Linked DNA regions of Homo sapiens: region 2 is linked to region 1. A link is an interaction called in ENCODE POLR2A ChIA-PET data of the cell type or tissue named here. Cell type or tissue: OCI-LY7. All regions are shown on one strand. Each heading gives the region's core, and the rest is flanking DNA. Links, peaks and the distances in the headings are about the cores only. Region 1 has its middle 17 kb from the start of LINC02832. Region 2 has its middle 82 kb from the start of LINC01803.

Region 1 (4,390 bases), core at 180-4,179:
TGCCAAGTCTGGTCTTCACTGATGCAGTTAATTAATAAATCTCATCTATTTTAATTTAATGCTTGAATGAGTGGCTACTCATGCGAGGTATTGGTCTAGGTATGCTCGGTAGGGCTGCAAAGATGAACCAAATTTAGATTCTTCCCCAAGAAGTTTACAGTCTACCAGGAGAGAAGTCAAGTATAGCTGGGGATGGGAAGGGATGCAAATAGACACACCGTTACTATAGGGTGTGTTAAGATAGAAGGAGACAAAATGTAATGAAAGAAGACAGGAGGAAATGGCCCCAGTGACTCCTTCTCATAAGGGGCAGAGAACCCCTGAAAAGGCAGTTTCTAGTTTGAAAGTTCTCTGAGATACGTAATGTCTTCTTGAGCCAGGATAAATCTGCTTTGGGCTTTTATTTCTATTTCTTTCCTAGCTTCTGGAAAAAGGGCTATCATGGAGGATGTTGACAGCAGGTTTAAAATGGGGGGGCATGGTTTGGGGGTTTGGTGAGCCCCACCCATAGATGTGAAGCCAGAAGGAGGAAGCCCAGTGCTGGTATGGCTTCCTGCTCAAGAAGATGCCAGAGCCTCTGAGCAGGAGTCATGGTCCAAGGAGGCTTGTGACTCTCTTGTTTAACTTACAGCTTTAAAGGAAATAACGTCTTTGTAGCAAAAGTCCACCAGGATTTGCATTTGTATTTCTAAAAACAGAGGAAGAATACACAAAAACCTGTTGACAAATATTGATAGCAGCTTCATTTGTAATAGCCAAAGACTGGGAATAAGCTAGATGTTTCTCAGTGGGCGAATGGTTAAATAAACTATGGTACATCTATATCACTGAATACTGCTCAGCCATAAACAGGAATGAGTTACTGGTGCATGGGACAACTTGGATGAATCTCAAGGGAAATGTGCTGAGTGAAAAAGTCAATCCAAAGGATTACATATTGTATGATTTCATTTATATAAACAATAACACATGGTAGAGATGGAGAGCAGATTAGAGATGGATGGGGTTAGCAATGGGAGTGTGGGGTGGGAGTGAGGTGGATGCATGTAGGTAGTTATAAAAGGGTAACAGGAGAAGGAAGCCTTGGAATGGTTCTGTATCTTCACTGTAGTAGTGGATATGCTAATCTACACATGTAATAAAACTGCAGAAGCCCAGACGTACACACACATGAGCACACATAAAAATGAGGAAATCCAGGCTGGGCACGGTGGCTCACGTCTGTAATCCCAGCACTTTGGGAGGCTGAATCACGAGGTCAGGTTTTCCAGACCAGCCTGACCAACATGGTGAAACCCCGTCTCTACTAAAAATACAAAGAAAATTCGCCAGGCTTGGTGGCATGTGCATGTAATCTCAGGTACTCAGGAGGCTGAGGCAGGAGAATCGCTTGAACCCGGGAGGTGGAGGTTGCAGTGAGCTGAGCTTGCGCCAGCCTGGGTGACAGAGCAAGACTCCGTCTCAAAAAAAAAAAAAAAAAGAAATTTGAATACAATTGGTGGATTGTATCAATGTCATTTTTCTGGCTTTGATATTGTACTATGTGTACTATGGTTTTGAAATATGGTGTGATTAGCAAAACTGGGTAAAGGGTACAGGAGATGTCTTTGTACTATTTCTTACAAGTGCATGTGAATCTATAATGATTTCAAATAAAAAAGTTTAATTTAAAAAGAAGAAAAAGAGGCTTGTGAGCTTCCTTAAGCCTGTGACTTGCCTAACATTTATCATGTTTGTTACCTTCCCTGACACAAGCAGGAGGTGAGCACTGGGGAGGTTCTGAGGATAGAAAATTACTCCTGGCTTAGGGGTAGACTGGCTCCATGGAGGAGGCTGAATGGCATCTGAACACTGAAAGACTGTCCAGAATTGGACACATAAAGTCTAAAGGGAGAGTGTATAGGTAAAGACAGAGGGCAGGACAGAATGGGATGAGAATGTGAAATGAGACGTAATTGGATCTGGTTGGGAAAGGAGGGAAGGAGTGGGGGTAAGAGTGGAAAAGAAGGTGGGGGACAAATCATGGTAGTTGAGAAGACTGGGCAATGGGGAGGTCATTGAAGACTCTGTCAGGGTGCTGAGCTGTGCTTCAGGGAGATCAGTCTGGCAGCAGTGTAGGCAGAGAGGTCAGATGGGGATACAGACGGAGAGAAATTAGGAACCCATTCCTGTAATCTGGGAAACAGAGAGGTGATTAGTCAAGATTAATTTCCTCTGCCTGTACTAGGAACGTTTACAAGTTAAGTTTATTTCTCTCTCATATAAAAGAAGTTATGGTAAGAAGTCCAAAATTGATGTGTAGGCACCACAAAGTTAACAGGGATCTAGTCCTTTTCTAGCTCTCTGCTGTGCCATCCCTAGGGTGCTGCAGTCATTCTCAAGGTCATTCCAGCAGCAAAGTTGAGGAATGGGGTAGAAAAGCATGTTTTTATAGAACAACTTCCCAGAAGTCCCACATAACATGCTTGCCTACTTCCCATTGGCTAGAATTTAGTCACATGGCCACATCTAACTGGAGGGGAGTCTGGGAAATGTAGTCTTTTAGCTGGGTCGCCATGTGCCTGGCTAAAATGGAGAGTTCATTCATTAAGGAGAAAGGGGAGAAGGGATGTTGGGGAAGGCAAATGGTAGGTTATGCCTCAGAGTCTGAATTCAACTAGTGGTGAAGAGAATGGAGAGGAGAGGGAGAATATGTGAGATATGCAGGTACATAATGACTGGGCTTGACAAGTGATTAGAAATGGGTTGGAAATAAGAGAGGTTTGGAGCCTGAGTAAAGTGAAGTGGTGGAAACCATAGTTAATGTGTGCCAGGCACTGGTCTAAATGTTTTTGCACGTATTTCACATTGATTTCTCATGACACCACTATGAGGTAGGTCCTGCTATTATTATCTCAATTTTGCAGATGAAGGAAATGGGACATTGAGGTAATTTGCTTGCCCAAGTGTCACAGTTAGTAGCAGAACCAGAATTTGAACCTGGGCAGCTGGTTCCAGAGCCTGTACCCTTAAGCACTACTGTAAACTGAATCTTTCTGTCCCCTCAAAATTTGTATGTTGAAACTTAATCTCCAGTGTGATGGTATTTGGAAGTGGGAAGGTCCTTGGGAGGTGATTAGATCATGAGAGTGGAGTCCTCATGAAGGAAATTAGTGCCCTTATAAAAAAGACCCCAGAAAGCTCCCTACCCCTTCTGCCATATGAGGTCTCAGTGAGAAGACAGCCATCCGTGAGCCAGGAGGAGGGCCTGATATGGTTTGGATCTTTGTCCCTGCCCATATATCATGTTGAAATGTAATCCCCAGTGTTAGAGGTGGGGCCTGGTAAGAGGTGATTGGCTCATGGGGGTGGTTTCTCACAGTTTAACACCATCAGCCTTGATGCTGTTATCATGATAGTAAGTTCTTGTGAGATCTGGCTGTTTAAAAGTGTGTGGCACCCCTCTCCTCTCTCTTTTCCTGCTGTTCCAGCCATTTGAAGTGCTGTCTGCTCCTTGGCCTTCTGGCATGATTGTAAGCTTCCTGAGGCCTCCCTAGAGGATGAGTACATGGCAGCATCATGCTTCCTGTACAGGCCGCAGAACTGTGAGTCAATTAAAATTCTTCTTTATAAACTACTCAGTCCCAGGTATTTATTTATTTATAGCAATGCAAAAACAATCTAATACAAGGCCTTATCAGACACTGAATCTGCTCATGCCTTGATCTTGGACTTCTCAGCCTCCAGAACTGTGAGAAATAAAGGCTTGAGCCACTCGTCTATGATATTTTAGTTATAGCAATCAAAATGGACTAAGACAACCACTATGCCTGTGGTGGCACTGTGAATAGAGAGAGAGGGAACAGGGAAATATCTAGATCTGTGTGCTGATACCACTTTTTTTCTCCACATTATTCTCCTTTTTCCTTGATTATATTTAACTTCTGTGGTGCTCAGTTGTAGGTGGTATAGAAAACTTGTTGAGTTGACTTTCCCATGTGGGCTTGGAAGAGTACACAAAGTGCTGACAACCTGTCCTTTGTTTTGGTCATTGACAATTTCAAGCCTTGGCCTGGGGTGGGCACTGAGCATTGGCAATGCCTTGTGGGGTCTGGGGGTGGTTCTGGGGGCTGCATTCCAGATGTCCCAGTTGGTCAGGAAGTAGATTGCCCAGAACCTATATTACCAGGTCCAAATGGGACAAGAGAGGAAGGAAAAGCCAAGAGGCAAGCTAGTGGGACCCAGAGCCTTGGGAAGCTCATGCCTCGGAAAGCCTGGGTGGGGAGCTAGGCTTAATATGGTTTCTGGGGAGCAGTAGGCAGCTCTGCTCTCCAAGGGCTGGGGATGTAGCTCTAGAAAGGACAGAAGGGATTTGTTCTGTGGCCAAATGTAACTTGGAAACAATATTCTG
Region 2 (4,390 bases), core at 243-4,242, 110 kb after region 1:
TGTAAAGACTTAGAAGAGATGAGCAACGGGCCCACCTGGCATCAGGGAAGAGTGTGCAGAGGAACAGCCAACACAAAGGCCCTAAAGCAGAAATGTGCCTGGTGTGTTCTGGGAATGGGAGCAGAGCAAGGCAGGGAGATGTCAGGGAGGTCGGCAATGGGCAAATGGTGCACAACCTCATGGGCCTACTGTGAACGTTTGAGCTTTGGCTCTGAGTGAGGTGAGAAGCCTGTGGCAGCTGCCAGGCTGAGGTTTTATCAGGCTCATGCTGGGCTTCTCTGTCGAAGGTATTCTGAAGCCGTGGCCATCTGCAGCCCCTGCTAATCTAAGCTGCCTCCCATATATAGCCAAGGGGATGTGAAATAAGCCAGTATATGGGAAGTCCCCAGCATGGAAGTGATTGGCTTCAGGTACCCTCTTCAAAGCAGGGTTGAGGGGGCAGGGAGAGAAAGAGAATTTGTCATTGAAAAGAGGGAGGGAGAGAGAGAAAAAGCAGCCCCAAGAGTAAGTGGAGGTTGGGCTGTTCCCTACCTATCCCAGATTTTCTAAGGGCTGGTCCAAGAGGCTGCTCAGATCTTCATGCTACTCGGAAGTCCTTATGCTATATGCAATATTGCCTGGCACAGAATAGATCTTGATAAATCAGTGTTGAAAGAATGAATGAATGCAATCCAATTTTGCAGTTTACTTATGAGCCTCCAGTCACACCAAGCACCCATCCCCTCCCCTGAACCACTGAGTCACTAACTCAGTTAACTCAAGGATGGCTGGAAGAAGAGTGAGGTCTCCAAGATTGCATCTGAGTACTAGGAGCGCATGGTAATGGTTATTATGCCCATGTTCACTTTGAATCTGAATATCTGTTGCTGTTAGCTTCTAAGTTTCATTTTAAGGGCAAAACTGCAGGAGTTACGAGATGTGGAGGCATCTCTGAGCTGCAGGAATAGGCTGCCCAGGCCCCCTGGGACCACACACCTTCCTCTTTGATCTGCGAAGTCTACCTTGGCCCCGGAGATTGTGCACATTTTGGAGAGATGTAACTTCATAATCTTTTTATGGTCTTTGGCTGAGCTTAAAGAAGAGGTAGTGGCTTGTAAAATTCTTTTATTTATGACATAATTTTCGGGATTCAGTGCTCACAAATACTGGCAAGGTTGAATTTATGAAAGCGGAGGCTATTTTAATGTTATCCTCTTAGTTCATAAAATGTTGCCCCTGAAGGGGATGTTAGAATTTGGATGCAGTGAATAGCATCGTGGGAGCTGCTTGTCCTCAATAAGCATGTTCCTGAATTTGTATTATGACCTGCAGTTGAAAGGCTAAACAGTATACATTCAACTAGTAATTCACATATAGATTTCCATTTGGCTGAAGAAAGTTTTGTTTTCCTGGGTCTGTTCTTAATTAATAATTCGATTCAAGTTTAATTAACATTGTCTAGTGATTGTTTTTGCTTCCTTAGCATTCTTCAAACTATTAGCTTTGAAATTTGAAGTAGCTATCTCAAGTGGATAAAGAACAGTCTTTTTTCTTAAAGACAATTTCTTCAGTAGGAAAGATTGTAATTCAGTTATTTGCAATTGGTATCAATTGGTGGAGCAGAGACTAGGGGTTGCGGCAGAGGCCATGATAGTAGGAGCTGCACCCGTCCCCTGAGACCCCTGCTGCCCACGTGCCTGCTGGGTAAACACAGGTTGGACCGACTCACAACCAAAATCTTGATCCAGTGTGTGGACGTAAAAATCTTCCTGGCATATTTTTGAAACCTGATTGCAAAGGAGATTTTTTTTTTTTTGGAAAGCCTGAGTATCTAAGAGGCATGAAAATAACGCATCATTTTAGAGAGATTCTATGTGACAAGAGAAATAAATAATGTCATGACTTCAACTTTTTTTAAAAACGCTTTTCAGAAATGTGTAGAGAAACCCAATTATGGAAACAATTGATAATTGCTAGAACTGATGTTCTTTAGAATGGAGAATATTCAGAAAGAGAAACCTAGGAAAAAATTCATTAGCTCGATCCACAATGTAGCAAAAGTGTTGGAAGAAAAGCAAATCCCAAATGGAAGGTAACAGGCTGTCCCAGTTGTCTATTGCCCCCTAGGGACTATTCCCAGAGGCTTTCCTTCAGGAAGTAGAGGATGACAATATACATTTGAGCCCAGGCCCAAACAGCTGCCCCGTTGATGCCTTTTTTTTTTTTTTTTTTTGAGACAGAGTCTTGCTCTGTCACCCAGGCTGGAGTGCAGTGGCATGGTCTTGGCTCACTGCAACCTCTGCCTCCCGGGTTCAGGCAAGTCTCCTGCCTCAGCCTCCCGAGTAGCTGGGACTATAGTCATGTGCCACCACACCCAGCTAAATGTTTTGTATTTTTTGGCTAGAGATGGGGTTTCACCATGTTGGCCAGGCTGGTCTCAAACTCCTGGCCTCAAGTGATCTGCCTGCCTCGGCCTTCCAAAGTACCCTTTGATGACTCTTTTGTGGCAGGTCTTGTAATTTAGTGGTAAAGAGCTCAGATCTGAGCTGGAATCCTGGCTTCACCACCGACAGGTCATACCATATTTGACGAATCACTTAATCTCTGAATCTGCAAAATGGGGATAGCAATCATGCATAGCTCGTGAGTGGTTATGGAGGGTTAAATGAGATAATGTGTGTTAAGTGCCATAGGCTGTAGCTACCTCCTAGTTTTAGCCACTGAGAGCATAACTGGTCGACCTCTCATTTAGAAAGAGAAGCAGGGTTATTCTCAAGAGAGATGGGATAAATCAGCCTGCTTTAGAGAGCCTTGTACTTCACTTGGAGATGTTCTCCTTTTGGCAGAGGCTGGCATCTTGTGATCACCCACCAGCAAGGAGAGGCTCGGGCTAGGACTTAGTGTAGCATCTTGGCATTTGGATTCCTCCTCTGCGTCTCAGATGAATGGCCCAGCAGATAAATACTCATGATTCCCTAGGGCCTGAGAGGTGAACTGGGAAAGTGAAGTATTCTGAGAGCAGAAGTATACAAGAGGTCACCTGGTTCCTAGGCAGCTCATTCTGGCAGCGGATATAATGTGGCTTAATCCAGCTGTTGCTTTTGCACCAGGGCCAAATAGAGATGAACACTCCTCTGAGTCTCACTGAGCTGTGTGTCTTGTCTTCCTCGATTCTGAGCAAGGCCTGCATTTTTACAGATTAGAAACTCTCTTAGGGGGCTGGGCGTGGTGGCTCATGCCTGTAATTCCAGCACTTTGGGAGGCCGGGGCAGACGGATCACCTGAGGTCAGGAGTTTGAGACCAGCCTGGCCAACATGGTGAAGCCCCATCTCTACTAAAAAATACAAAATTAGCTGGGCATGGTGGCGGTCACCTGTAGTCCTAGCTAGTCGGAAGGCTGAGGCAGGAGAATGGCTTGAACCCGGGAGGCAGAGGTGGCAGTGAGCCGAGATCACGCCACTGTACTCTAGCCTGGGTGACAGAGCAAGACTCCGTCTCAAAAAAAAAAAAAACTCTTTTGAGGGGTTTTATAAATTCTCTCTAGTGGATGTGTGATTACCACATGTCCTAGCCTTGCCGATGCTTTAATGTCAATTTCCTGGCTTTAGAGTGTGAGAAGCAAAGAAAAAAAGATTCAAATATCTAAAGGCTTAATTTCTAATTATTTTTATAACCCAGAAGTAGATGATTCTGTGTACATCGTTGAGTGCTGGTTTGATTTTCCTCTGTGTTCTTCCTTCTTCACTCCTACTGGGAAGTAGAAGCAAACAACTTTTGGGGACTCTTCCTACTTCTTTTCTGATCTCATCTCTCCATGTATTTAGTTTTTTCTTTCTAAAAGCAAGTGATGAATCTGAGATAAGCTACCATCATATTGTGTGTGTGTGTGTGTGTGTGTAGAGATTCTATACATGTCTTTTCTTCCCCACAAAATGGGTAAAAATGGAAGTGCCAACCCAGGTTCCACTATTGTAAACACCAAAAAGGGCAAACTGAATGAAAGATCAAAAGCAAGTTCTTCATTGCTCTTTCCTTTCCACCTCTGCCCTGGAATGTCCCAATTTCCAAGAAGCACTCTGGGGGACAGTGAATCACAGCTGTCGCCATCCTATTCCACAAAATAACAAGTGAAAGGAAAAGAGCAAATACAAGGTTAGCACAACGAGAGCCGCCTGATTGGCTCATGTCACTCTGCCGACCATATCTCATTCCTCTAGTTCTAGGAGGGCTTTCCTGAGGCCTGGGCAGTGGGGAGTATGAGATGCACCATGCTTGAAGCCTTTATGTTAAAAAGCTTAGCTTTTTCCTTTGAAGGTGGGAAATGGTTTCAAAAGAAATCACATTTTTGTCAGGATCAGACTGGAGAGACTGCAACCTTAACAGAACTTTAGAATTTCAGAGTCGGATGGA

Evidence for each region. Peaks named below come from ENCODE experiments on the same cell type or tissue, not always from the same donor. Only the 100,000 strongest peaks of a DNase experiment are listed, where the experiment ranks them.
Region 2: POLR2A ChIA-PET joins it to region 1 with 5 read pairs; 2 of 35 experiments call an interaction of 5 or more read pairs at or near these places.

The regions. Positions count from the first base shown.
Region 1 is chr2:219,710,787-219,715,176 of GRCh38, forward strand. No RefSeq gene overlaps it. Among named protein-coding and RNA genes, the nearest start is that of LINC02832, 17 kb to the right of the region's middle. In OCI-LY7, for the core only: no CTCF peak of the experiment used is centred there; a DNase peak (open chromatin) is centred at 2,505.
Region 2 is chr2:219,820,714-219,825,103 of GRCh38, forward strand. No RefSeq gene overlaps it. Among named protein-coding and RNA genes, the nearest start is that of LINC01803, 82 kb to the right of the region's middle. In OCI-LY7, for the core only: no CTCF peak of the experiment used is centred there; no DNase peak of the experiment used is centred there.